3 separate regions of the Mus musculus genome follow, and all the other regions are linked to region 1. Evidence: chromatin loops called from intact Hi-C (ENCODE). Cell type or tissue: gastrocnemius. All regions are shown on one strand. Links, peaks and the distances in the headings refer to the core of each region. The heading gives the core; the rest is flanking DNA. Region 1 overlaps Gp1bb (glycoprotein Ib, beta polypeptide). Region 2 overlaps Gnb1l (guanine nucleotide binding protein (G protein), beta polypeptide 1-like). Region 3 overlaps Gnb1l (guanine nucleotide binding protein (G protein), beta polypeptide 1-like).

What was found. Peaks named below come from ENCODE experiments on the same cell type or tissue, not always from the same donor. Only the 100,000 strongest peaks of a DNase experiment are listed, where the experiment ranks them.
Region 2: a loop joins it to region 1, with 2.1 times the contacts of the local background. A loop is called at or near these places in 2 of 42 quality-filtered maps.
Region 3: a loop joins it to region 1, with 2.2 times the contacts of the local background. A loop is called at or near these places in 2 of 42 quality-filtered maps.

The regions. Positions count from the first base shown.
Region 1 is chr16:18,611,934-18,621,613 of GRCm38, reverse strand. It overlaps Gp1bb (glycoprotein Ib, beta polypeptide), which reads left to right. Exons shown (of 2, transcript NM_010327.2): 1 at 1-43; 2 at 282-1,295. The coding sequence starts at 34. The coding sequence ends at 892. Among named protein-coding and RNA genes, the nearest start is that of Gp1bb, 5.6 kb to the left of the region's middle. In gastrocnemius, for the core only: a CTCF peak has its summit at 3,753 (motif pointing right); DNase peaks (open chromatin) are centred at 566, 1,452 and 3,784; H3K4me3 peaks cover 1,343 bases.
Region 2 is chr16:18,535,342-18,545,102 of GRCm38, reverse strand. Gnb1l (guanine nucleotide binding protein (G protein), beta polypeptide 1-like) reads right to left here. Exons shown (of 8, transcript NM_001081682.2): 3 at 4,528-4,668; 4 at 4,006-4,131; 5 at 830-992. The coding sequence starts at 4,652. Among named protein-coding and RNA genes, the nearest start is that of Gnb1l, 42 kb to the right of the region's middle. In gastrocnemius, for the core only: no CTCF peak of the experiment used is centred there; DNase peaks (open chromatin) are centred at 1,459 and 4,885.
Region 3 is chr16:18,519,778-18,529,538 of GRCm38, reverse strand. The region is part of intron 2 of Gnb1l (guanine nucleotide binding protein (G protein), beta polypeptide 1-like); the gene reads right to left. Among named protein-coding and RNA genes, the nearest start is that of Gnb1l, 26 kb to the right of the region's middle. In gastrocnemius, for the core only: no CTCF peak of the experiment used is centred there; a DNase peak (open chromatin) is centred at 5,502.

The sequences.
Region 1 (9,680 bases), core at 1-8,000:
CTCCAGAACGAAGTAGGCCACCATCCTCTCGCCATGGGCTCCCGTGAGTTCTGGGGTCGGGTCTGCAGCTTTCTAGGAAGAGCCACGGTCAGGAGGTGTTCTAGTTTGGGCATCAATAGGCAAAGTCTTGGATCAGAGGTGGATGGAAACTCGAGCCAGCGCCCAGAGTGGCCGGGGTGGAGGGACCTGCGGACTCGTGGGATGCTGGTCCTAGGAGCTGGCGGGAGCAGCGCCGACGGTCCCAAGGATGCTCCCGCCTCATCCTAGTGCTTCTCTTTCAGGGCCCCGTGGGGCGCTGAGCCTGCTGCTTCTGTTGCTAGCGCTGCTCAGCCGCCCAGCCTCTGGCTGCCCCGCGCCATGCAGCTGCGCAGGGACGCTCGTGGACTGTGGGCGCCGCGGGCTGACCTGGGCGTCGCTGCCGGCTGCCTTCCCTCCCGACACCACCGAATTGGTGCTGACCGGCAACAACCTGACGGCGCTGCCGCCCGGGCTTCTGGACGCGTTGCCTGCTCTGCGCGCAGCACACCTGGGCGCCAACCCCTGGCGCTGCGACTGCCGCCTATTGCCGCTGCGCGCCTGGCTGGCCGGCCGCCCGGAGCGCGCGCCCTACCGCGACCTGCGCTGTGTCGCGCCCCCAGCGCTGCGCGGCCGCTTGCTGCCCTACGTGGCGGAGGATGAGCTGCGGGCCGCGTGCGCACCCGGTCTACTCTGCTGGGGAGCACTGGTGGCCCAGCTAGCACTGCTGGTCCTCGGGCTGCTACACGCGCTGCTATTGGCACTTCTACTAGGTCGCCTGCGGAGGCTGCGCGCGCGTGCGCGCGCACGCTCCATCCAAGAGTTCTCTCTCACAGCCCCGCTGGTGGCCGAGTCGGCCAGAGGTGGTGCATCCTAAGAAAGGACAGGCACTGAGCAACAAGGACCTGCAAACTTTACAGGTCCCTGCAGGAGGACCCTCACCTTCACCTGGATCCGCCTTGGCCTCTACCCTTGCCCAACCTCCCAGACCCGAGCTCTGCAAGCCTGAATCAACATGGTGCCAAACTGATTCCAGTACTACCAGAGTGAAGCAACCTTGAGTCTTCAGAGCCTAGAGTGATGGAACAGCCCAGTCTCCTGCCAGACTCCTCACTGAATAAACCGTTCTCCTCATTTGGCGGTTTCTGTACCACCCGACTTTGCCAAATTCTAGAAAGGGCCTGAGGGAATGTTGTTAAAAGGGACATAATCACTTCTTCACACGCTGCCAAACTGGCCTAGGGCAAGCAGGAGTCGATGGATAAAACTCCCTGTACCCAGCTGTCTCCGAGTTCATTCTTAGTGAGAATGCTGTGAATAGAGAGATCCCTCTGGCACTGAGGAAGCTTGAAACAGCACAGGCAGGCAGCTTGGTCCTCAAAGGGTTGGCTTGTGTGGACAACCAGGGTCATGAGAACCTCTCAAGGACAACTTAGGAGTTGAGGTGACCCTGCTGTGTGGACAGCTGTTAGAGCGCCCAGAGACAGATGGGAGTTGGGATGACTCAAAACCAGGTGACTGTAGCCTGTGGCCCAGTGGGGACTCCATGGGCGATGAACTCTGAAGGGTAGGGAAGGCCAAGTGACAGAGACATGACCTAAGGGGCTGCAGGTATGAGTTTAACCAGAGTCTCTGAAATGTGCTGTGGAGTGAATCAGGCCTCCTCCCACAACCCTGGCCCCTCCAAGTGTTCTCAGATCTTCCTATCCCATCTCACCAACTGACAGCCCCAGCAGTCTCAGCCCTCCTGACAGTCCCCCTGACTAACAGAACAGTCACCACACTACCCCACACCTGCCCAGGTCATTATATATGCTATTTCTAGTCTGGTTCAAGGTTCTCCAGCAAGTCCCCTACCTCACAGCTCAGGACAGAGAACACTTCCGAGCTACTCTGGAGCTGGAAAACTAGGTACAGTTTCCTCCCTGGGAACCCAAAGGAGCAGAATGGCACATCCCCCAGTACTGGAACCAGCCTGGGTGCCAGGCTTGATGTGAGTCCCACCTGATTGCCTCTACACATACTGGATGCTTTTGTTCCTGACAATCCTGATCCTGATGAAGAACCATGGGTCTGGGCACAGGAAAGCACTAGGCCTCCTCTGACCACCACTGACCAGGTCGGGAGGCTGTAGCTGACACGGCCTTTGTCTTGGCCTTTGTGGGACAAGACAGATGACCCTCCAGTAGGCTGATGCTATCTAGAGGCTGCCAGTCAGACTTGAGGCATAAGCCACCCCCCTCCTTTGTGGGCAGGGGCAGGGCATCCGGCCCATTGTGGGCTGCAGGGAACTGTGAACTTGTCCATCCGGCCTTATCAATGCATCAGGGACAGGGACAGTGGTCCTCTTTGTTCACCCTCCCCAGGGGTGGCCTGTCACCCCAGAAGCCCTGGTTGAGGTACACAGATAACACCTTAAAGTCAGTTGAACACAGTATGGGGAGGGGCATCCCCTCTGCTTTTCAGAGGAGCAAAGCAGGTGTCAAGAAACTCTTCAAGCTCCCACCCCTTTCTGTGGCTATAATGGAGCAGAGCTGAGACAGGCTCCCTGGGTCCCCACGCTGCTCCTCCTTTAGGGGACAGTGCCAGGGCCTAGCAGGAGCTGTAGGAAAGAGCTCAGGCTCAGTTCACACTGCTCACAGGGCCTGAAGGCTCCAGGACCAGTGTCTTGCTGAGGGTCTGGGTTTGGGATTCCTGAAGGACCAGGGGCCACTGTCTTTCCGTCCCTGTCCTAAAGAGGAACGGCTCTGCTACCAAAGAAACACATCTGGCATCACTGTATTCAGACAGAAGGGTGGACTTCTCGCTTGCTGGTTTGTCCAGGAGACCCCTCTTGCCAGACTGGCTAGTGCCAAGACTCCAGCCTGGCCTCAGTGGCTGGCTCTGCTAGTGGTTTGGGAATTTCTCCAATTCTAACTCCTGACCCTAAGCTGACCCTCCACGTGCTTAGCCTGGGGTCTCAGCCTCCAACAAATGTGGGGAAGTGGATGGTCCCAGCTCAGTGCTCCTGAATGCACACTCCTCCTCCTCAACCCAGCCTCCACCATTGTCATCTACTTCAGAGACAACACAGCTGCCCTGGAGTCTCCTCCCCAGCCACCAACTCATCCCCTCTGTGGTCTGGGCCTCCCTCCAGATGAGCGTAAGTCACAGGGCCCCTCTCAGAGGCATATTTAATATAGCTACAAAGACATGGCCTGGGCTGGTTGATTCTGAGTCCTTCTGATAGAGCTCAGAAGTCAGAGGTGACTACACCACACTGCCCACCCATCCCCTGGGCCCCAAGACTTCAGCTTTAAAGGGAAGCCCCAGGACTTAGCTTTTGTGTACCTGCCCTACTCTCTACACCCATCACACCCATGCCCACCACAGCGGGTCTGCCCTTGCTCCTGCGGCTTTCATCCTTATTCAAGACCTCATTCAAACTAAGAGATTTCCTGCCTCAGCTAGGCTAGTACAGGGCACAGAGGTACATTTAGAGAGGTCAAGCCACCTGTGCAGCCTGTACTGCCATCCAGCTAAAGATGGCCAAGGAGTTGAATAGATGGAGTTCCAGTGAGGCTACACAAGATCACCAGGCTTGGCATAGACAGAGTAGTGACCTCACGCAGAGAGCTTCTATCTCATTGTGAAATAGATACGTGCTGCTGCGGGAAATGGGGACTTTGGCCCTCTTGTTTTAAACTGCCGGTTGTTTAGCCCTGCTTTCCCCTCAATCACCATGACCTCCGACTGGCACCAGAGGGCGCTAGCGATCCGTAAAAGACTCAGAGCTCGGCGTGCAGTAGGCAACGAGGGACGCCCCAGCAGTCCCTAGAGAAAGAGAGCAGGGACCATTCAGACTGCCCAGACTGCAGAGAGAGGTTGGCAGGTCATTCCCTCCGGGGATGGAGAGGAGGGCACTGCGAGGTCGCTGACAGACGCGAAGAAGATGAGTGCAGTCCCTCTTCTTCCTATCCTTTTGGCACACTGACAACCGGTCAACCGCAAAGATAAGGACCTCTTCCGCCTGGCGGGAAAGACGTGGGCCAATCCAGGTGCGCTCCCCACCCCATGTTTGCTCCGTAAACATTCACTGACCCCCGCTGTGTGCATTGTGAGGGGGTGGGGCTAACGACAACCAGCGCTGGACTCTCACCATTTCTGTGAGGGGAAAGCCCAAAGACTCAGAAAAGGAGGCTCCAGCATCTCTAGGCTTCCCTGGTGACCAGGGAAGCAATGGGGTTCTCCATGAGTCTTCTCTAGCCTGGAGAAGCCTTGAAACTGGGCTGACCTGCTTGAGGCCATCACAAAGAGGACGCCCAGGGAAAGGTGGGGAGTCGGGGGGGGGGCAGACTAGCCACTTAGGAGGGGGAGGCCCGCACCCGCTACCCAGACAGAGCAACAACATTGGGGTGGGTGGCCCATAGCTCACTGCAGCGTCTGCGCCAACCCCCAGCGTTTCCGATGGAAGACAGGCGGCAAGTGATAAATCACCAGCTCCCACTCCCACCCACCCAGGGCTAACTGGTGGGCAAGAAGGGCAGCGAGGGCTGTGTGTCACAGAGACAAGGCCTGTGACAGAGACAGGAGACAGGCTAGAGCCAGAGGCTTTCTGACACCAGCCAGTTCCTTGCTGGGGTGTCTGAGTTCCCCTGGTACCCTTTCCATAAAGCCCATCTGGAAACCAGCTGAGAACCATCCACACTGACCCCAACTTGAGGTGTGTGCAGTGCCTCCTGCAGCAAACTTCAGCTCCTCTGAGAGGGCCATAAATCAGCAGGGGGCACTTGGAGTAGTGTCCCCAGTAGAGTGAGGGTCTTTGGGGGTCACTGATCCTAGTGACTAGGCCTGGCCTTGGCTGTGTCTCTCCCTTCTTAAACAGCTCTTGTGGGACCTCCCAGCCCCCAACCCTTTCTGGACAGTATTGTCTGGCCTGGAGCCCTCCATACCGTGTACTCTCTATAATGGCTGCACATGCTTTCTGACTTCTTTTCTCAAAGACAAGAAAAAGTTACAAGGCCTAATGTGCTCTCCTTAGGAGAACCCCTGGGGGCCGGTCTGCCCCTGGTCCCACAAGAACTGTGAGGATCATCAGGTACTCCCCAGTGAAGCTGTCTCTAGGGTTCTGCTGGGTCCAAGAAAATGCTGTCCGTGCCTCCTTCCATTCTGTCTTCCTGTCAACCTACTCTACCCAGAGTGCCTAAGGCTGGCTGGAGAAAGAGTGCTGAGAGATGAGCCAAGGTGCCCCCAGGTGTGAGACACTCAAGCGCGCGTGCACGCACACGCACACGCACACGCACACGACAGGGGTGAAGTCAGTTGCAGTAGGAGAAGCCTGATGAGAGTCGAAGGCCAGGCTATGAGCCCTCCCTGCAGGGCATATTCCTAGTTCCACTGCCCATTTCCCCAACCCACACAGAGCTCTCCTCAGGACCCAAGTGTGGGGTTAAGGTCACTTGTGCACTAAAAACAAAACAGATTTCTCCTGTAACTGGTCTGTGAAATGGGGCTGGGGGTACCCAAGGGGCTCCTCCTGAAAATATCCTAGGAACCCTTAAGACTGTGCCTGAGCCGGGCGGTGGTGGCGCACGCCTTTAATCCCAGCACTTGGGAGGCAGAGACAGGCGGATTTCTGAGTTTGAGGCCAGCCTGGTCTACAAAGTGAGTCCCAGGACAGCCAAGACTATACAGAGAAACCCTGTCTCGAAAAACCAAAAAAAAAAAAAAAAGACTGTGCCTGAGAGACACTGTATGGCCTGGGGCTTGACCCTCAAAGCAAACCCTCAGGTCCATCACTAGACACATCTCGGAAGAGGGGCAGTGGAGGTTGAGGTTTGAAGTTAGAGCTGGGGCTTGGGTTTTTGTTGTTGTTGGCTTTTTTTTTTTTTTTTTTTGGCCTTAAACTCAGTGAAGATCCGTGCTCCATCCCTCATCCCAGCTCCTGCTTTTGACTTTTGCTGGGGTAGCTCTCAGCGCAGTCATCCCGGGGGCTCACCTAGCTGTGTGTGTCTAAGCATACCAAATGCATCATGAGCTCTGGACCCGGCTGACCCATGTATGGCAGAAGGGTGCAAAGGATTCTTCCACAGATGCCAACCTGTCCCCTCTCCACTCAGGGTGTGGCTTTGTCTCCTCCTGTATCACACAGACCCGGGGCTCCCTGAGGTTACTGAGGCCCCCACGTGGGTAACAGAACGCTTGAAGGGCTAAAAGCTGAGCATGCTAGCTTGCCCAGAGGACTCCCAGGATCAGAGAAATAACTCCCCACAGCAGCTGATTTGTATGGGTAAACCTCAGAAGCCATTCCCTGAAGGAAAACCACGTGGGAGCTGAGGAAATTTGGTGAGATAGAGGCAGGACCCCCAAGCAGCTCTGGCCAGTAGAGCTGTCCAAGGCACCGGTGTCCCAGTGAAGGGCTTGGAGCTTCTATTTTGAGAAGGTGCCTGCAGGCAGGCCAAAGGCAAACTCTGCCTGGTGTTGGAATCTACTGTGATGCGTTGGGGTTTGATGGCTGGAGTTTGCTTTGCTCTGTGCTTTGTTTATTTAAAGATGCTCTAGAAGAATTCCTGCCAGTCTTCACAGAAGACTGTGAAGAGGCTTCTGTCTGAGCAGGACTGGGGCGGAGCACTGACGGCACCTGTCTCAGCTCGCCTGCTGTTGACTGTATTGAGCCTTACACTCACTGAGGGTTCCTGCACATGTAGACTGTCACCTTCCTTCAGGGGTACAGGTTGGGGGTCTGGGGGAGGAAAGCCCAGGCCAGCTCCCTGTGGTGGGCTGGGAGAACACAGGAAACCATGGATTTCACCTGTGGAAGATGTGAGGCAAGACCTTTGAGATAGCCTTGAGTTCTCTGATTAAGGGTCCCTATTTTGTGGGCCTCTGCTCTGTGGAGCCCTGGTTAGGGACCCCTAGTTTCTGTGTCTAGTCTCAGAAATTCCTACTGAGCAAACCAATCTTCAGCAGGTACCTGTTTCAGAGTTTCCAGTCTGGGAGTCAAAAGCCCTTGTCTCCTTATTTGCGGGGGGGGGGGGGTGCCAGGATTATTCTGTACCTACTCCTGGACATTAGCCAACACTTCCACCAGAATGACTCCAAAAGATCCCACTCCCAAGCCTCTTGGGGCAAAATCAGGAAAACTGGCCAAAGTATGAGAAACATGAGCCCCTGGTTCCTACGGGAGTGCAGACCAATGCTTATGAAGAGAAAGAGCCTTGGGCTACTCATCCACGTCTCAGGATCACTCCCTGAATCCATCCCCAGTCCTCCCGGGGTCCTCCCAGAGGGTCCTTGAAGTCCTCCTCAAGTCCTCAGAACTGGGCATCTGTACTTGGCTCAGTACAGCAGATGACAAGGACAGAGACATCCGTTGGTGACAGCAAAACTACAAGCCAGGAGTATTCCATGACTTGGCATGAAGTGATCCTGGAAGCTACCCACAAAGAGGCCAAGCCGAATGACAGCTCTGATCTCTTGTTATTGTCTACTCAGTGACCAACTGACAAGGCTGGCTTGCCTGCCTCCCTCACCTCCAGTGCTAGTCAGGCCCCAAGGAAGATCCCCAAACAGCAGGTCTGAGGTATCACCTACCCTTGTCTTGCCTGTCATGGTCTTGACACCCGTGTTCTTTTATCTCTGCTTTGTCTCCCGTGCAGTATCTCCTCTCATCTCCTACCACCCTCCTTGAGGCCTGTCTTGGTTGGTAGGGATCCTAAACACACACATGTGCACACACAGGCTTTAGAGAATCGCCTTCCCTGTTTTAGCTTTTCTGGGAAAGTTCACATCTCCGAGGGTGGGTCAAAGCCATGCAGTTAGCCAAACATGTTCTGGATGACGAGCCTCTATGTCCCCAAACATGCTTGGCTGAGCTACTATTTTAAAATGTGTAAGCACAACACTCACTACGTGTCAGGATGTGGGTGAATGCATTCGGACCCCCACACCATGGTGAGTGTGTGTCCCTGCACACACACCCATCTCCACTACATCCAGCAGGCCCTACCTTGCCACAGTGCCCTCCTCAGGCAGCAGCTTGCCCCCATCCAGCACACCATGTGTATGTATACTCTTGTTTTCTCTGCCTTGTGGGCCAGGGGTGTGATCGTAAATCCTACAGTTGATGACACATTTATCCCTTCAGCGGCTGGTGGTGTGAATTTATGGCTGAACCTCCAGGCTGGGACACCTCCAGGGCAGACACACCTCCAGGCCATACTATTGGGCTTTCTTGGGTGTTATTAAGAGTGGGCCTAGAGGCCCTGGAACTCACACAAGGTCAGGTCTAGCTCAGAAACAGAAATCTTGGGGTGTTCAAAGTCAATGAGAGGCCAGGTCAGCTCTGCCTGGGGATAGCTAAAGGCTGAAGCAGCCCACCACGTAGGAGCCTTGTCTGCTGCAGATACACTCTTCCCATCTCTCCTCAGTCTTTCACGAAGGAAATAGGGAGCAGTGTCAGCACATGTGACAGACTGTGTTCCCTGGGCTTTGAGTCTGCCCACTGCCCACTGCAGGGCCTGCTGGAAACAGGGACATTTGGGTGAGAACTGGGGATAGGGTCAGGGTCAGTGACAGCAGCTGAGATTGCACAGAGAGGAGAGGTGCTGGTATAGATAGCACAGAGAGGGCCTTTTGCATGTCTGCTCTGCCGTGGCAATATGGATAGACTGAGGCCTAGCAGCAGCAGGTTCAAGGTGGCGCAGACATGGGGTGTAGCGCCTGCAGACTGGGATTCCTGCTCTTCAGAACTTAACGTGAAGTTCGTGAGTTTGGACACCCTCTTTGTCTTGCCAGATCTGGGGTAGGGTGGCTGCTTGGTTTAAGGAGGAGACAGGGAGATGATGGAACTAGCCAGGCCCTGAGGGGCCACAGCTGGGGGGCAGGAGCCTGGCTGCTTCCCCTCTGACTGTCTGTCTGCCTGTGTGTCCATCCATCTGTGAGTAGGGTTGGGTCTCTAAGGGATCCTTTGTCAGCTCTCAGGCTCCCCATCTCTGGTCCTAGCTCAACCCTCCCACCCCCCCTGCACCGCCTGCTGTCAGGATGAGCGATGGCCAGGGCCCCTCCCCAGGCCCTCGGCCCCAGGCCTGGTTCCCGCTCATTAGCTGCTGACACTGTTTGCTTTCCTGGGGACGCCCACCCCGTCACAGGCCATTTCTCCTGGTACCCCTTGCCCCAGGGGCCTGCCCAGGGATTTAGGGTGCTGAACTGCACAGGATGTCAGCACAGGGCAGGACTGGCCCTCTGAGGTGACAGACAGATGGAAAGAGAGCATTATCATTGCCTATGGGCATGAGAAGAGGTGTTAAGGGCGGCCCACTGCCACATAACCAGGCCCAGCAGAGAGGTAGCTCAGGGTCCTGTTGGTGTGGTGGGACACACAGCGTGTCTGTGGGAGGGCCACAGGGGGACAAGAGAGGGGTGTCTAGAGACAGGTGATAGTTTCCATCTCCACTGCCTCTAATTCTGTCTCTGGGTCTCTCCCCCATGAGATGATCACTGGGCCACCAGCCTCCTGAGGAGGCACCCCCACCTCCCACCTAGGGTCCCTCTGTCCTTCCCTCTAAGTACAGAGCACAGCTTGGGGATGCAGGTCCCAGGACTGGGCACTCCTCCCTTGGGCTCCCGGCCCAGAGTGGCCACAGCTGGGCGGCATCAGGGCCCGAAGGCCAGTGGCAGCCGGTCCT
Region 2 (9,761 bases), core at 736-8,735, 77 kb after region 1:
CCCGAGACAGGGTTAGTTTATTCTCACAGAAAGCAGAGGCTCCTGGGGCTGCAGCCTGACTCCATCTCCTGGACTCCATATTACTCTGTCCTCATTGCTGCTAGGCTGTGGTTTTCAGATATCTTTTTTCCTGTTCTTCCTTTTTACCAGAGTTTGTAGAATAGTTTGTTTCACAGGTGGCCTGGATGTCCAGGAGCTCCTTGGTACCTCCAGACTCGCTCCCTTTCTGGCTTTTGAATTCAGACCTCCCTTCCCCAAGTTTGTGGCCATCCCCAACTTCATTCTGCTCCCAGAATCTGAATTTTTCACTGTATCATAGCTCTGTCCCTCATTGCGAACTCCCCTGTTGCTTCAGTTTTCTTTCCTGTGTCACTATATTGATATCTCTGGTGCCTCCTCCAACAGGTTGGCAGTACACCAAGGCCCCAGTTTCTGGAGAATCCTCTGTGTGTGTGTGTGTGTGTGTGTGTGTGTGTACGTACATGAATGTGTGAACAGATATGTATGCTTGTCTATGTGTGCACACAAACACTCAGGCCTGGACACAGCCCTAAGTGGCCCTCCTCCTGGAATAGTGTTATGTTAAGTCTCAAGGTTTGCCTGAACCCTTTCTGATTCTCACCATTGCCCTGGAAGGGTACGACATCACAGATGAGCAGCCCGAGGCTGCTGTAGCTGCAGTGAAGCAGGTAAGCCACAGACCTGCAGCTGGCAGGGTCCTGTGGCAGTACTAGGCCCTTCTTACTAGAGGAGGACAAGTGTGTCCAGTTAAGACAAAGCCAGTGCAATTAGTGTATGGAAGGGGCTCCAAGGGCTGGCTGGTCCTTACCTCGTCGCTGCCCTTCCCTGGCACAGCAAGCATCCAGCACTGCTGTCCCCTGACCAGGATGGAGCCCCTGCAGAAGCCCACACTGTCCAGCTGAACTGAGTCCATGATGGTGTTCCTGCCCTCCTCCAGGTCCCACAGGCACAGCCGCAGGTCTCGACCCTGGCTGACAAGGCAAGGGGAGGAGTCCGTGAGACACTGTAAACGTATATGTGCTGACTTGGACCCTCAATGGTGAAGGTAGCCATGTTCCCTGAAGACGGCTAGGTAAGCCTCACACCATCCGTGCTGAAGGCCTCAGTGAGGAGGGCTTTCCCCTCAGTGTTCACATCTGGGTTGGTACCCAGGGCCCTGAGGCCAGGACATTCAGTAGACTAAGGATGTGGACACTGAGGCATGAACCTTTGGCCAGTCTTGTGCCGTTCTGGTGCCACTAAAGCATACCCTGCACCCCTTTCCTTTCTGTCAACTGTCTTTAAGGACTCAGAAGTCTCACTCAGGCCTCTACCAAAGTGTATGTGAGAGCTGCATTCACTCTAATGCTATGCAAGCATGTTGACAGCAGCTCTATGCTTCATCACCCGAGCTGGAGACGACCCAGCTGCTCTGCAACAAAAGAACTACCAAGCATGCTGTGCCAGAGTGCCACTCAGCAAGGGACGGCGCCGACTGCTGACACATGCAACAGCTGGAAGGACGCTGAGCTGTGATTTGTTAAGTGAAAGAAGCCAGATCTGAAGGTTCTGCAACATGTAACTACACTCCTGTGACATTCTAGAAAAGGAAGGGCTAGAGAACCAGGAGAGAACTGACCACAGTGGGTAGCTCTGGGCTTTGTGGGATGGCAGGCTGTTTGATGTGGCCTTGGGGAAATGGACACACGACAGTGCTGTGCCAAACCCACAGACAGTCTGACTGTCACTGTGCACAATGAAAACAGCCCTAGCCAGCTGAGCTAGAGCCAGGAGCCTATGAGGGACGGCACTGTGATTGTGTGGATGGCAGTGCACTGGGCCAGGAAGCTCAAACATAAGTGGACCCAAGGCACACAGACAGCATGGGTAAAGACACACACAACTGTAGAAGCCATGGCCCTGAGCAGGCCTGGCTCCTTGCAGGCATCAGTTCTGCCCTCTCTGGCAGAGAAAATATGGGAGCCAGTAGTAGATATAAGGTTCCTTATCAAAGAGCTGATGAGCATATAACACTGTGGGTCAGGTCCGAGCTCAGAGGTCAGCATCAACATGCGTGTGGCAAGACACATGCAGATAGAACACACAGTTGAACATAGGTGAATGACAGTATGGGCAATGTAGGTTCACCCATGGACAACCGGGTTCATTGGTTTTCTAAACACAACAGCCAGGTTTCTGAAGAGATGTTGCTCTCAGATCTTTATACAGGGAGCGGTGGAACATGCCTTTAGGTCTAGCACTCAGGAGGCAGAGATAGGCTCATCTCTGTGAGTTCAGATCCAGGTTGGCCTATAACATAAGGAACTGAGGTTGGCCAGAGCTACATAGTGAGACCCCGTCTCAAAAAACGAGCGAACAAAACCAACAAGAAACAAGCTTTCAGATTTTTAGATTAGGGAACTTCAACCTCTAGGATGCTGACAGTGGCCCCAGCAGGCACTACCCACCTGTGTGACCAAAGCCAGTCTCTCCTGCCAAGGAGCCCCGGGGACTCATGCACCTCAGCACCACAAGGTTGGCAGTCACCACACTGGGCTTCCTCCCTGAGCCCAGGACCGTGTGGTCTTGTCCTGAAACTAGGGGTATTCTACCCTACAGAGAACTTGAGAAGTACTGAGAGCATGAGAAACGTGGACCAGGAAACTGATCTCAGAGCCCACACACAGCTGCTAGCATTTTCTTCCTGTCTGTGGCCTTAGATGCTGATGCCAACAGGGTTAAATCTACAGGGGGAGAACAGAAGGCAGGCTTTGCCTGCATCCCATATCAGCAGCACAATCCAGAGAAACTGTGGGTTTAAATGAAGCAACAGTGAGCTCGGGAAACAGGTAAGGACGCCCATCCATGTCTTAGCATAGGCTTCTCTACGACCCAGGAGCCTGACCACAAGGGGGAAGGCCTGGCCAATGCAACTCCATGAAGACACCCCTAAGAGAGGGGTGATATACACCACCCTGTTGCAAAAATTATCTGGAATAGAAGAATACTATCTGAAATATAATAAGAAAAGTGCAATCTGTCAATAGAACAGGTATGCATTAAATACCTGGTAGTCTTTTAGTTTGTTTTTTTTTTTTTCTCTTCTAACTTAAAGTTTAGAAAAACTCATAAAAATCATGCTTCTCCTTTTTTAAGACAACACATCAAGACAGTATAGCAAGTCCTGGCCGCCACTGACTCCACAGGGGGAGGTCACAGCTACAGTGCCGTCCTTGCCTGGGCAGTGGTTACTCAGGTGCTGCAAGGGCCGGCATACTCCTGAACTGGCCTGTAAATATGCGTTTCACGATGACAAAGGTAAAGAAATACTAGCTGGCGCAGCTCTTGTGGCCCAGGTGTGACCAGTGCTGGGGGTCCTCCAGCTTTGCTGGATATGAAAGCCCAAGCCCCTTCCAGGGCCTCTTGAAGAAACCTGGACCCAAACACAGCTGAGGCCAGGCAGCTTTGGTGGGCTGTGGTCTCCGGTGCCATGCAAATGCACCTGGCATTCCACACCCAAAGCCCCCACCACAGGCTCTGACCCTCAGTGGGGACCCTGGCTGGGAGATAAGGGGCTTATGTAAGGCATACCTTCATGCCTTTCAAGCCTGCCGGCTTGGCAGGCATACCTTCATGCCTTTCAAGCCTGCCGGCTTGGCCCTGCTTTATCCGTCCCTGTCCCTGTTGTTACCTCTGCCCACTTCTAAGCCATGGCCCAGAGCCTTGCCCTTAGCTGCCTGCTGGGCTGGTAGCAGCTACCTCTCATGGCACCTCCCAGACCTGTCTCAGAGCACCAAAGGGCCCCAGGGAAGAGGGTAATTTCACCTGACAGAAGTCAGAGTCATCTACTTCCCAAAGGCTGGAGCTGGCCCCACACTGTCCACAAGCTGCAGCCAAGTTGGCCAGATCCACGCCCTACCTCCACCCCACTCATTCTGCCACCCTGCTCTGTTAGAGTTCCTGGCATAAATCCCCTGGGACCTTCCTTGGGATGCTGTAACCCACCTGAGGAGCTGGTGTCCCTGTGGCAGTGTCTTCAGCCAGATTACACCCTGGCCCCCATGGCCATTTAGAGTGGTAACTATTCTTCTTGTTTGTAGGCTCCAGATATGTACTAGGCCATTCTGAGACCTGTTGGAAAGGAGTCGGACATAGACAGGTCAGGGCCTGGAGCAGTCTTGAACTCACTTCAGGCCAACATCACACACAGCCCGTGGATGAAGATACTTCAGCTGGAACTGATGGCTGACGCTGAACCAAAGATCAGACAAGCCTCCCTTGCAGCAAAGGTGGCCAGAAGGGCCAGGGGATGGGGTACTTTGTCAGAACTCAGTGTTGTGGGGCAGAGACATGACTGACTCTCTGCCCCTGCAAGGAGTTCAGAATGTGCAGTGTATCGGTCAGATTCTGAAAGCGAGGCACACTCCCTGAACAGTGCTTGCCACCAGCACCTGAGACGGCAACGTGCTCCATGCAGCTCCAGGATGGACCTCACCCTGGGCTTGGGGCAGGACAGCTGTCACTCACCCTGAGAAGAGAAGTGGGTTCCCTGCAGCTTGGGATGGTGGGCAGAAATGGAGCGTGTTCACAGCCGACTGTGTGCCTCGGAGGACAAATCTGGGACCAGGCGGTGGTGGGAACAGGGCTGCCATGTGGGTAAATGCAGTCCTGGGTACAAGGGAAGACATGTGAGAGTCAGGGAGCTCTACACACCTATAGAAAGCAGCTGGAGATCTTTGTTTATCTATAGAAGGCAGCCAGAGAGGGACATTTAAAAAGCTGTTGGCTCAGAACCTAACTTTCGCCCCTTCTGGAAAGGGATTCTGCTCCCCATGGTGTGGGCAGGCTCTGTGGCTAAAGAAGAGCCAGGCCTTGGTGTGGGCCACAGGGCTGCCACAGGTGCAGCCCAGCTTACGCCAACCGCCAGCCTGTCACTGTTCCCGATGGGTACCTTCTCCCCACCCTGGAGCCCTGTCCTATCCATCAGCTCTGTTATCACCAAGGCCCAAGCCTGTCCCTCTTGGCACGTAAGCCTGGGTACTGTGTATAGCCCTTGCTGCCTCTCTGGTAGAGTATATGTCTAGCAAGCTCAAGGCCCTGGGTTCTACTCCCAGTACCATAACAGAAAAGGAGCCTTTGTTTGGCCAAACTTGATTCGAGCTCCTAAGCATTCTTGTAGGCCCATGTGACTACAATTATAAAAAGTCAGGTCTACAGAGTGAGTTCCAGGACAGCCAGGGCTACACAGAGAAACCCTGTCTCAAAAAAAACAAAACAAAACAAAACAACAAACAAACTCTAAGTCAGTTTAATATCACCCTCATATCTGCATGCTTTCTGAACAATGGGGCCCCTCAGTGTTAACTGTCCACCACACGTGACGTTTGCTTACCCTGGCCCACCTTCAGCCTGAATCCTCGCAGCTGCTGTCTCTTCCTTCCTACTTCCCATGCACTTCCCCTACCTGCTCCTTGCTATGAACTCTATGTCACACTTGTCAGAGTTAGACCCAATCTCTTTCTCTCAGGAGTCCTTGTCCCTGTGACAGTCCATGAGTCAGGTACCCAGACTGTCTCCTCCCACGGTGACCCTGCATACTCACAGCACTCATCTGACAAGGTCTGGGCCGAGTCCTTTCCCAAGCAAGCAGGCTTTACTCGTGCCTCCCTCAGAAGCCCTCCCCTCTGTACAGGAATGGCGTGCCTGGATGACGAATCCCACTCCTGCCTTTTGGCTAGTGTGAGGAGTCTGGACTGCGCTGTCTCTGCCCTGCACTCAGTGGCTCAGCAGACATGTGCTTACAAATGAGAGTGGCATAGAGTCCTGAGAATGCTACAAACAGCCCTACTGGATCATGGCCTGAACCACCACATCTTCTAATTATAACCACTCTGCATAGCATACTTCTATTTTTTGAGAAACTGAGGCAGGATTCTGGGATGAGCTGCACTAGATTCCGTGGAATGGGCTTGAAATGTTCTCAAGACATGTGCCACCAAGGGGCTGAACAGCCTGGAAGGGTACATGGAAGGGGCAGGACCAAGTCTTTTGGCCACACCCATAGAGCTGCTGCCCCAACAGACAGACCACTCCTCAAATCACAGGACTTGTATTTAAGACCTGATAGGGTCTACCTTGCAAAAGAGAACTTTCCAGAGTCCGCCTCTGCAGACCACCCTTCTCACACTTCCGTAGTCCCACAATCACAAGCTGGATGAAGGAACAGGAAAGGGTCAGAGGGAGACAGCAGGGGGCCTGTAGCAGCTTGTTTCCGGAGCTTTTCCAAGGGGCAAGGGCAAATCCTACTCTACTTATATGCAGCCCACACAGCAGGGAGAGGAAGCTCTGCCCAACTTGGGTGGCAGTTCAGCCATCAAAAGAACATGGCAAGGAAAAGAACAGAGCAAAGGAGCTACCAGGCAGGATTCTTCTAGAGTGGAGACTGGCTTTAAGTCTGCGTGGAATGTGGGAAGAGAGACTACAGGCTGAGGCCACACCCAACTGTGTAGAAGCCAGAGAGACGAAGCCTCCCAAGGCAATCCCATCAGGTACATCTTCCAGCATGCTTCCTCCAGTGCCGTACCTCCACAAATCCTATGCCCTCACCTTTTCTTCTTTGTTAGGAGAAATGACGGTACGGGCTATGAGCCACACCACAGTGGAAGAAGGCACGCAACAGCCAGAGTCAGGCTCCCAGGAGGCCACCAGGCCCTATGGAGGGTAAACCGGAAGGATGGGGGTATGATCAGGGCTGTGCCAGGCCAGTGAGCTCTGTACCCATGCCAGTGGCATGAGATGAGACACGTATCTAGTCCTACTGACCTGATGCAGGTCCCACCAGGTCAAGCCCTTCCTGGGCTAACTCTACTCTTGAACCCTACCTCCCTCAGGGACTTAAAAAAAAAAAAAAAAAAAAAAAAAACAAAGTTAAAGGAATGCATGTACAAACTGCAAAATCCCCTATTTTGAGTTTTTTTGGGGGGAGGTAGGTGGGCAGGGAAGGAGCTTTAGCTAAATAAAACTCATAAATTGCTAAAAGGTAACTGACTCTTAAAAAATGTGATGGTGCCTTCTGCTAGAGGAGAGATAGGACCTCACACTGTTGTTCACAGACATATGCCCCAGATCACAGATGCTGGAAGAACTGCCTCAAACAGGTGATCCAAAGGACAGGGTCAGAGGGCAGCTGGTGGTCCTCCAAAGCTCAGCTGTGTTCTTGCCAGATACAGGTCTACAGGCCCTAGCTTCACCACTCTCAAGAACTTGATCTCTCACCCAGCAGGAAAGCTCCAAAGCCAGTCTAGGGGCATCCTGCCACATGGGTCCAGGCCATGAACTCTGACATGACTCTTTGTAGGCACATGGTGCAATCCAGATACCACACATACTGTAGCCATGTGTATATACACGGACACCTAGATGCTCACACTTATACATGCAAACATAAACACCCACCCACACAGATGCACCCCCTTCATGTGCATTCCACATGCGGGGACATACAGACCCTCAGGTACACACCAAAGCACATGTGCACACTTGTGTTCACATGCACATATGTGCATAAGAGTTCTCACACCATGACCCTGGGCAGTGCCAGCTGAAGCTCAGCCCACACTTGCCACCTGCCTGCGGCATGGTAGGAGTTTCCAGAACCTTATAGCAGAAGGCTCATTGTGAGGTGATGAAATCAAGGTCTCCTCTATTGTCTCCCGAGAAATGCAGGGAACAAACCCGTCACGTCACGCTGTTACAACAGCTGAAAAGCTCAGGCCAAAATGATGCATCAACAATTAAGGACTCCATCATTTCAGGCAATTAAAATAAACGCTTTATTTGAAAACTAATTAATTCAACCTACATATTTTTCCTATGACAATATCCTATGATTACTTGATTTATGACATCTAATTATTCTTTATTAATCTAATTGAGAATAATTGTATTATCCTATCACTCCTGGCCCCTGGCCACTGGCTGCCCTTGGTAGAGGCTGCAGCCCCTGTGCTCTGCCCTGTGCAGCCACAGTGCTACGTGGCTCGAACCCAATCTCTTCCTTTACAAGTGGGAAGGCAAACCATCAGAAAAAAATCCAGAGTACATTTTGGTTCTTCATGATGTCCGAGAGAGACAGTTTATTTAAGAAACTTACAGAAGAGAAAACCCAGTGATTTGGAAAATGGATGATCCTTCCTATAAATGCTGCAAAGTGCCCTGAAAGTGCCGAAGGCCTTGGCCCCCACACAGTAGATAATAACGGTGCCCCTGGGCAAGCCACAGCAGCCGTTGTCTAGAGACCTCAGGATTAGTCTCAAGGGGAGGTTCCTCTACTGCACTGCTAGCTTTATGTCACCTTTACACAAATTAGTATCATCCAGGAAGAGGGAGCCTCAATGGAGAAGATACCTACATCAGATTGGCCTGCAGGCAAGTACATGGAGGGCATTTTCTTGATTAGTGATTGATGTAGGAAGGCCCAGCCCACTGGTAGTGGCACCACGCCTGTGCAGATGGTCCTGGGTTGCATAAAAAAGCAAGCTGAGCAAGCCATGGAATTATAAGCTAGTAAACAGCGTTCCTCCGTGGTCTCTCGAGGTCCTGCCTCCAAGTTCCTGCCTCTGCTTGCATCCCTGCCCTGAATTCCCTCAATGACATTTTGTGATCAGGGCAAGTAAGCCAAATAAACCCTTTCCTCCCTAGTTGCTTTTGGTCACGGAGTTTTATCACAGCAATAGAAAACAAACTAGGATAGGAGGGATATATCCCAAATCAGATCTGAAAAAGATCCAATCTGGTAAAAGGTTGATAGGAAATAGGTTTCTATGGTACTCTTTTAAGGTTACTAGTCACAAAAGGTAAGTGTACCTTTACAATAGAGACATCTAGCTGTCATCACCTTCTCCAAATGATAGAAGCTGGCAACGCCAATGCTAAACAACAGCTTATCTCCTGATGATATGCGATAAGATACCATGGCACCATTGCATGAACCCATGCTGACAATGTTCAAACATGAACCTGGCCATGAGGAAACAGACACATCAGACATAGGACACAGTACAAGTCAGTGTAGCTTAGGCTTGTGAAAATGGCCAAGGTCAAGAGAAACTACAGAAGCAAAAGGCAGCAACTCTTCTATCTTAAAGTAGACTGAAGAGATATCAAAACCAGCTGGGAAGCTCTTGGGAGACAGAAGCAGGAGGATCGCTGAGTTAGGGACAGCTTGGTCTACATAGTGAGTTCTAGGACAGTGAAGGCTACACAGAGAAACCCTGTCTCACTCCTCTCCTACACACACACACACACACACACACACACACACACACACACACACATACGGGGGGCGGGCGGTGAGGGAGAGATGGAGAGAGAGGGAGATTAAAACCCAATACAACATGTAAACCTCAGATACTGTATATTGAATTAGATACTGAGTCAATCAACAGAGAGGGCTAGGCAAGGCATGATGGCACACGCCTTTGATCCCATCATGTAGGAGGCAGCATGTGGATCTCTGTGAGTGTAAGGTCAGCCTAGTCTATACAGAGTTTCATGCTAGATAGATAGGGCTACATAGATGCCTTCTCCCAAGAAAGAAAAGGAGTTGGAGGAGAAAAAAAGGAAAGGAAAGGACAACTAGGATACCAGGGGCTGTTCAGTGGATAAAGTACTTCCAATTCAAGCCTGGCAACCTGAGTTGAGCCCCAGCACCCACATGGAAGAAAGAGAGAACTCCACAAAGTTATTTTCCAACCCCCACA
Region 3 (9,761 bases), core at 938-8,937, 93 kb after region 1:
AAGTAGTTCAAGAATTGAGGGTCATCTTTTTGTTTGTCTGTTTGTTTGAGACAGGGTTTCTCTGTGTAGCTCTGGATGTCTTGGGACTCATTCTGTAGACCAGGCTAGCCTTGAGCTCAGACATTCCGCTGCCCCTGCTTCCCTGGTGCTGGGTTTAACTGTTTTCATAGAGGGTCTACCCACAGAGAGAGGCTGTTGTTGCATACAGTATTTCCCTCTAAGGGGAGGACTGTGATAGTGTCTAGTGCTCAAAACACCAGTGTTAACAAATGGCACCTTAACCCTACTAAGCTAGTCCTACTGAATACTGCAAACACTTTACTGAGAGAAGAAACCTGACTTAAATTTTAAAAAATATTAATAAGTCCAGATTTGCAAATCCAAAAGCAGAAAGCAAAAGAAAAATGAAAAACCAAGAGAGCATTGACCTATTCAAATATTACCAACCCCACAGTAATGGTTACCAATGATAAGGATATTCTTTTTCTCTTACAAAAACAAAAAACCTTAAGCAAAATACAAAAGTAACTACACACAAACAAAACAACAAAAACCACATAAAGTCTGCATTGCGTTGTCCAAGCATTCCAGTGAGTGAGCCCTCCCTGCCGTGTGGGTTTCAGTTCACTGAACGCTGTGTGGACCAGATTAAAGCCTTTTTCATAGTTTCCCAGGACTCAGTTGGTAAAGGTTCAGCCTACAGTCCCATGACAACTTGGCCTGAGTTTCATGAGAGTGTGAGTCATAGAAAAACTGAAGAGAAACCAAACTAAAATGTGGGGTCTGTATCCGATCGCAAAGATGCTTCCTGGTCCATGTCTAGTGCTGCTCTAGTAACAAAGATAGGAAATGAAATCAGCCTAGACATTCACCAACTGATGGATGGTTAATAAATATGTGGAAATTTATTGGTAAAGAAAAATGAGAAAATTTCAGGAAAATGGAGTTAGAAAATGTTATATTAAGTGAGGTAACTACCTCAGAAAGACAAACAGCACACGTATCTCCCTTTTAGAGACCCTAGCGTCTAATTTTTATGTATGTGGATTTCTATGGGAGTGAATAAATGTAGAGATCAGGACACTAGACAGAAGTCCCGAGAGGGAAAGGCTTTAAGGGAGAAGGGGAGTAAAACTCACGTGGCTATGGAAGTGGAAGGGATACATTTGGGGGAAGTAAGGTTTAAGAGGGAACAGGGGCAGGAAGATGAGGAGGAGAGGGAGTAGAAGGGGAGGGTCATCTATACTAAGGATATATGAAAAAGCCATAAGGAGACTCGATAGCTAACAAAGCAAAATTTTAAATATAGAGATGGCTCAGGATGGGTCTGGTGTCAAAAGACTTTAATCCCAACACTCGAGGGGCAGGGGCAGGGGCAGGGGCAGGGGCAGGGGCAGGGGCAGGGGCAGGGGCAGGGGCAGGGGCAGGGGCAGGGGCAGGGGCAGGGGCAGGGGCAGAGGCAGAGGGATCTCTGTGTAGACCAAGGCCAGCCTGGGCCCTTGCTGCCCAAGTAACATCGAAGTTCAGTTCCCGAGATCCACTTGGTGGAGAACCAGGAACCAGAGAGCATGAGCATGCTATAACTTCCACACAAAACAAATAAGTAAGTGGAGATGAAAAAAGTACTCTGCCCAGGTAGATAAAGGTGCTCCCAAAAGCCGTAAGTTATTAAATGCCAGGGGTGAGCTATCTCCATACAAGTTGTTGGCCAGGGAAGCCCTCTGGGTCCTCAAAACAATACAGGCAGCTGTCATTGTGATTGCTTACCTACCAGAACTATATGGTGTCTAAGCCACTGTTTTACTACTGTGAAGAGGCACCATGACCAAGGCAACTTTTATAAAAGAAATCATTTAATTAGGAGCTTGCTTACAGTTTCATAGGTTTAATCCATTATCATCATGGCAAGGAGTATGGTGGCACACAGGCAGACATGGTGCAGGAGAAGTAGCAAGAAATTACATATCCTGATCCATAGACAAAGACTGAGACTGGGGTTAGCCTGGGCTTTAGAAACCTCCACCCCACCCCCACCCCCACCCCCAGTAACACACTTCCTCCAACAAAGCCTCCTAATCCTTCTAATCCTCTCAAAGAGTTCCACTCCCTAGTGACTAGGCATTCAATTACATGAGCCTCTAATGGCCATTCTTTTTGTATGTTTGTTGTTTTGTTTTGCAAGACAGGAATTCTATGTGTAGCTCTGGTTGTCCTAGAACTCTCGATGTAGACCAGGCTGGACTTGAACTCACAGAGATCCACTTGTCTCTGCCTCCTGAGTCCTGTGATTAAAGGCATGTGCCACCATGTCTAGTTTTGGCAGTCATTCTGATTCAAACTATGACAGATGGTAAGACCCTGTAGTGGTTGAATAAGAATGGTTCCCATAGACTCATGTTTCAATGCTTGGTCCATAGGGAGTAGCACTATTAGGAGGTGTGACCTTGTTGGAGTAGGTGTGGCCTTGTTGGAGAAAGTGTGCCACTCTGGAGGATATGCTCAAGCTATTCCCAGTGTGGAACGCACTCTCCTGCTTCCAGCAGATCAAGATGTAGAGCTCTCAGCTCCTTCTCCAGCACCATGTCTGCCTACAAGCTGTCATGGCAATAATGGACTAACCTCTGAATCTTTAAGCCAGCTCCAATTAAATGTTTTCCTTTTAAGAGTTGCCACTGTCATGGTATGAAGTGGAAAGTTAAGGGTTCTTTGGAAAATCATTTGTGTTGGATGGTGTTTTACTGGGGAAAACACATGAAGGAACTTTTGTGGACACAGGTAAAAGGCTAAGGCAGACTCGTGAAGGAAGATTTCGCAGAAACAGACACAGGAGAAAGGATGTTCTGCTAAAGCAAGCACGTGAAAGGACATACAATGAAGGATGCTTTGCTAACAACACACATGTAATGGTCTGCCTTACATTGCGTAGTTGAACTGCATTTGTCAGGACTCCATAGAGAAAGGCACCAAGCAACTTCTGGTGACGGGCTACAGTTTCTTTCCACTTCTGAGGACTTGGGCTGTTTGGCAGTGATGTCAGCTGAGACAGATGCACGTGCTGAGGCAAAGCATGTGGAGGACACGTGATGTTTGGAGAGAATATAAAAAAGACTCGATGGACAGTGACGGAGGCTGAGCTTGGCTTGCTTTCAGAGTTAGCTGTGAACCCTTGTAGGTCTCTCATCTTCGATGACCTTCGCTTTGCTCAGAGAGGCATAGCTGAGAATTTCTCCTGGCGTCCCTCCTGGTCCCTCCTGCTGACTGAGCCGAGGCTGAGGCCTGGCTGTTTCTGCTAGGTTGGGCCACTGCTGCTGATTCATGTTTGCTATCCTGATACTACTGAAGTGGATTGCTGGTATATTCATGAAGTGTTTGCAAATGGATTGAGCTGCTGCTGCTAACCTGTGAACTGCACAGACGGCAGTTGCTCCAAAGAACCTTTCTAAACAGGTCCACTTGCCTGTAACCTTTCTTTTCCACTACTTCTGGTGGGTGGTGGGCTACAAGGGAGGTCAAAAGTATTTAAGAAGCAAGTAGGATTTGAAAAAATTGAAGTTACAATGGTATCTCTTCACATTAATGGAAACCCTTAGACAGACCCTACTACAGAAAAAACCACATGCCCTAGTTCCAGGACATAAATCAAACTGGAACTGAGATGGAGGGCTCCTCCCAACAGTAGCCCTCACAGTGCTGAAAAGCGTTACTAAGCTGCCAGGGAAGAACTGACATCCACAGCCTTATTCATAGTGAATCCTGCTAGATAATATGTGCTCTATCCAGCACACTGTGTAAACAACTGCTCTCTACAGAACTGAGGTATGCTCCACAGGAGGAAACTCATGTCCCGTACTGTCTGTCTATCGGATTAAAAGCCCATGGTCGGGGAAACCCTAGGCTTACTGTTTTGCTAACTGGACATGATATGCCTATCACATTGCCTTTGGAATATGTATAGAGTAGTGCTGCTGTGAGCTTTAGTTCGAGAAGTTCCTTTTGCAGGGGTCAGCAGTAACTGTAGAGGCTCATTATAAATGGTCAAAGCAATGAGACTTTAATGTTCAGACCTAAACAGGGTGTCTCAGGCCCTCAAGGTGCAAAGAACTCACCAAAGAGGGCAGGACAGGACAAGAGCCAAAGGATGAGGTAAAATGCCATTGTGGAGTGCTATCTTCTGGGCATGACACAGCCAGGGCACTCCGGAACTCATAGCAGTTGTGCACAAGACCTGCACAAGACTGGGCCCATCAGCATCTTGTCACAAAGGAGACAAGAAACTCGTGAGGTTCTACCTCTCGTTGAAGCCATTTATAATCACGGAGGGGAGGGAAGAGAGCTTCTGGTCAGTAGAATAGCCACTAGTAAGGTGCCCAGATCCCGTAAATAACCTTTCATCCATGCCATACACACGCAGACACACACAGACATGAAAGTAGGAGAGCTAGGTGGAAAGAAAGAGGAAAGCGACCAGTGGGTAGAGGGGCACAAGAGGGAGGATATCTATTTAAAACACATTATGGACATAATGAAGTCTGTTATTATGTATACTTACTATCCTAATAAAAAGATTAAATATGTGTATGTTAACAGAAACACATAGCCAAAACAAACAAACAAAAAAATTAGAATACCTAGGTAAGCATGGTAGCTCTCTACAAGTTTGAGGTCAGCCTGGTCTACACAGTGAGTTTCAGTACAGCTAGAGCTATGCATAGAGACTTAAAAACCAACAGACAAACAAACAAACAAAAATCAGAATACTCGAGACTATCAAAATTAAAAAAAAAAATAAAGATGGTATTAGACAGATGGCTCTAGTGACAAGTACTTGCTGCTCTTGTAGAGACCCAGGTTTGATTCCCAGCTCCAACATGGCAGCTCACAGCCATCTGATGGCACCACACGGTGCACAGACATACAAAGAAGCAAAACACCCATGCACATTATAAAAATAATAAACAAACAAACAGAAGGTAGGAAAGGAAGAGAGAAACAAAGCCCGAGGGAGAAAAAAGTGAAAAAATACTTAAATGAGGCCAATTATGTATTATTATAATAAACTTTGTCTTATCAACTATTATAATAAACATAAACATTCTTAGCATGTTAATTTTTTCCTTCTTGATACAGGATCTTGTTATGTCTCTCAGGTTGGCCTCTAATTCATAATCCTTCTGCCAAACTTTTCTCCAAAGGCCCAGTTAGGAGCCAGTGACACAGCGCATCTGGTAAAGGTGCTGCCACCAACACAGACCACCTCCATTTGATCCCCTGAACCCACATGATAGGATGAGCTAAGCATCAAAATTGCCCTCTAACATCCATACCACACACACTGTAACATATGTACATAACAAAATAAATGTAATAAAAATATTAAAAATTCTATTGCAAGCACATTGGAAAGCTGAGTCAGCTTCTCCATCCATCTGACAAGGCCCACATGCCCAGCTCCATCCAACAGCTCAAGTGCACGTGGACCATCGCCAAGATGGCCGTCATCCTCACTCCCAGAACAAAGCTTAACAAGTTTCAAGCGGGAGCACACTCACACAACTTGCTTACATACGCCTTGATTTGGAATCAGCACCTGCGTGTATCTATGGGTAGAGTGTGACATTCCAACCCATGCGCGCACACTGCCATTATCAAATTAGGGTAATCAGCACAGATGTCAGCTCAGTTATCAGTTCTTCATACTGGACAACATTCAAAGTCCTTTCTACTAGCTATTTTGAGATACACTATTGTCAACCAGCTACCCTGCTGTGCTATACTCAGCTGCAAAGTTATTCACTGAATACCACCTCTATACTCACCCTTCCTGAGCTATTAATGTCTAATCAGTTCCCAGCATTCATACAGAGGCCCACAAACATCTGTAACTCCAGTTTCAGGGCATCCAATGCCCTAGATGTATACACCTTCTAGGGTACTGCACAAATGTGGTGCATAGGCAAGCACACAGGCAAAACACCCATACACATGAAATAATAATTTTAATAATAATTTTTTAAAAAATATTTATTTATTTTTATATGTAAGTACACTGTAGCTGTCTTCAGACACACCACAAGAGGGCATCAGATTTCATTACAGATGGTTATGAGCCACCATGTGGTTGCTGGGATTTGAATTCACAACCTTTGGAAGAGCAGTTGGTGCTCTTAACCACTGAGCCATCTCACCAGCCCTTTTTTTTTAAAAAATATTTATTTATTTATTATATGTAAGTACACTGTAGCTGTCTTCAGACAAATAATTTTTTAAAAACCAACAAAAAGCCAGGTGGTGGTGGCGCACGCCTTTAATCCCAGTACTTGGGAAGCAGAGGCAGGCGGATTTCTGAGTTTGAGGCCAGCCTGGTCTACAAAGTGAGTTCCAGGACAGCCAGGGCTACACAGAGAAACCCTGTCTCGAAAAAAACCAAAAACCAACCAAACAAAAACAAAACTCAAAAAAATTTATCGTGTTCACGTGCCTTAAGGGGCTTGATCTTCAGGGCACTGCTACTGGATAGCACAGGACTCTTTAGGAGGTGACACTTAGTGGGAGACCCTTAGATCATTGTGGTGCACGCCCTTAAGCAGGACAGTCAGACCCCAGCCTCTTCATTTCTGTTCTGTTTCTTGTCCATGAGGTAGCCAGTGTGCTTTGCTGGGTATCCTTCATCACTGCCATCCTGAAGCCCAAAGCAATGGTGCCTGACTAGACTTGTGAGCTAATACAGCTTTTCTTTTTTATTTAATTAGGTATTTTCTTCATTTACATTTCCAGTGCTATTCCAAAAGTCCCCCATACCCTCCCCCCCCCCACTCCCCTACCCACCCACTCCCACTTCTTGGCCCTGTCGATCCCCTGTACTTAGGCATATAAAGTTTGCAAGACCAAGGGGCCTCTCTTCCCAATGATGGCCGAGTAGGCCATCTTCTGATACATATGCAGCTAGAGACACGAGCTCCAGGGGGTACTGGTTAGTTCATATTGTTGTTCCACCTATAGGGTGGCAGATCCCTTTAGCTCCTTGGGTACTTTCTCTAGCTCCTCCATTGGGGGCCCTGTGATCCATCCAATAGCTGACTGTGAGCATCCACTTCTATGTTTGCTAGGCCCCGGCATAGTTTCACAAGAGACAGCTATATCAGGGTCCTTTCAGCAAAATCTTGCTAATGTATGCAATGGTGTCAGCGTTTGGAGGCTGATTATGGGATGGATCCCCGGATATGGCAGTCTCTAGATGGTCCATCCTTTAGTCTCAGCTCCAAACTTTGTCTCTGTAACTCCTTCCATGGGTGTTTTGTTCCCAATTCTAAGAAGGGGCAAAGTATCCACACTTTGGTCGTCATTCTTCTTGAGTTTCATGTGTTTCACAAATTGTATCTTATATCTTGGGTATTCTAAGTTTCTGGGCTAATATCCACTTATCAGTGAGTACATATCGTGTGAGTTCTTTTGTGATTGGGTTACCTCACTCAGGATGATGCCCTCCAGGTCCATCCATTTGCCTAGGAATTTCATAAATTCATTCTTTTTAATAGCTGAGTAGTACTCCATTATGTAAATGTACCACATTTTCTGTATCCATTCCTCTGTTGAGGGGCATCTGGGTTCTTTCTAGCTTCTGGCTATTATAAATAAGGCTACTATGAACATAGTGGAGCATGTGTCCTAGATAGGGGACTAATATCCAATATATATAAAGAACTCAAGAAGGTGGACTCCAGAAAATCAAATAACTCCATTAAAAAATGGGGCTCAAAGCTAAACAAAGAATTCTCACCTGAGGAATACCGAATGGCTGAGAAGCACCTGAAAAAATGTTCAGCATCCTTAATCATCAGGGAAATGCAAATCAAAACAACCCTGAGATTCCACCTCACACCAGTCAGAATGGCTCAGATCAAAATTTCAGGTGACAGCAGATGCTGGCAAGGATGTGGAGAAAGAGGATCACTCCTCCATTGTTGGTGGGATTGCAAGCTTGTACAACCACTCTGGAAATCAGTCTGGCGGTCCCTCAGAAAATTGGACATAGTACTACCGGAGGATCCAGCAATATCTCTCCTGGGCATATATCCAGAAGATGTTCCAACCAGTAAGAAGGACACATCTTTTCTTTTATATATTAATTTCCTTGGGTATTTACTATGTTAAAGCAAAACTGACTAATACGTGATAGGAGACACAGTACTTCTTTTTAGTCTCTGTATAGGGATGTCCAATTCTCCCAACCCATCTCCTGAAGAGACTGTCAGCTTCAACTTCCACTAAGACTCAGCTGATGCTGGGCAGTGGTGACACATGCCTTTAATCCCAGCACTCACTCGGGAGGCAGAGGCAAGCAGATTTCTGAGTTTGAGGCCAGCCTGGTCTACAGAGTGAGTTCCAGGACAGCCAGGGCTATACAGAGAGAAACCCTGTCTCGAAAAAAAACAAAGGGCTGGTGAGATGGCTCAGTGGGTAAGAGCACCCGACTGCTCTTCCGAAGGTCCAGAGTTCAAATCCCAGCAACCACATGGTGGCTCACAACCATCTGTAACAAGATCTGACGCCCTCTTCTGGAGTGTCTGAGGACAGCTACAGTGTACTTACATATAATAAATAAATAAATCTTAAAAAAAAAAAAAAAAAAAAAAAAGAAAAAAAACAAAATAAAATAAAATAAAATGTCTCTTTTTTTCTCATTGAATCTTTCTGGGCTTTTTTCTTAGTACTAATCACACTTCCCTGTAAAACCATGCTCTGTTTCAGTGATGTTTTGCATTGTGTTTTTCTCAGTTCATTTATCTCTACCAGACCTTTATTCTTCCCTCCCACTAATGTGGGACTCATTAGTTCTCTCTGTATTGTTGTGAAACAGGGCCTTATTATGAATCGCTGGCTGGCTGGAACTTCCTATGTAGATCAGGCTGACCTCGAATGTAGAGATCCACCTGCTTCTGTTTCCAAGCGGGCTGATTAGTTCTTTTAAGGATAAATAGATTGATTGATTGATTGATGTATGTGTACACATGTATGCACATGTGTGCCACAGTTCACATGTCAGGGGCAGGGGACAGCATTTGCCTGCATCTTCTATCCCATTGAGACAAGGTCTCTCTTGTTTCTGTTGCTTTGATGAATACCAGAGAGCCGCCCTTCACTTTCCTAAGCAGGTTTCCTGTCTCCATCTCCCATCTCACCATAGGCATGCTGACATTACAAACTCACCACTGCATCTGTGTTCTTGGTTTTGTTACTGTGTTTTCTAACAGGTTCTGGGGCTTGCTTTTGGGTCAGCAGCTGAACCGCCATCTCTTGGTTAGTTCCTACTTTCCTAGTTCCTAAGCCACACAGTCATGCAATGCTTATTTGAAACCTTTGCACCTTGTGGATGTAGGTATTTGTGGTGGCAAACATCTTAAAACTCCTTTTGCTGTGCCCCACATATTTTTTTGAATACTGTTTTTTGGGGTTTTTTGTTGTTCTTTTTGTTGTTTGTTTCTTTATTTTTTCTGAGACAGGATTTTTCTGTGTTGCCCTGGCTGTCCTGGAACTCATTCTGTAGACCCCGAACTCACAGAGAACTCACAGATATCTGCCTGTCTCTGCCTCTCAAGTGCTGCAATTAAAGGTGTGAGCCATCACTGCCTGGCAGTATATTTTCTTTTTCTTTTTTTTCTAAATATTTATTTATTTACTTATTTTATATGAATACACCGTACTGTCTTAGACACACCAGAAGAGGGCATCAGATCCCCATTACAGATGGTTGTGAGCCACCA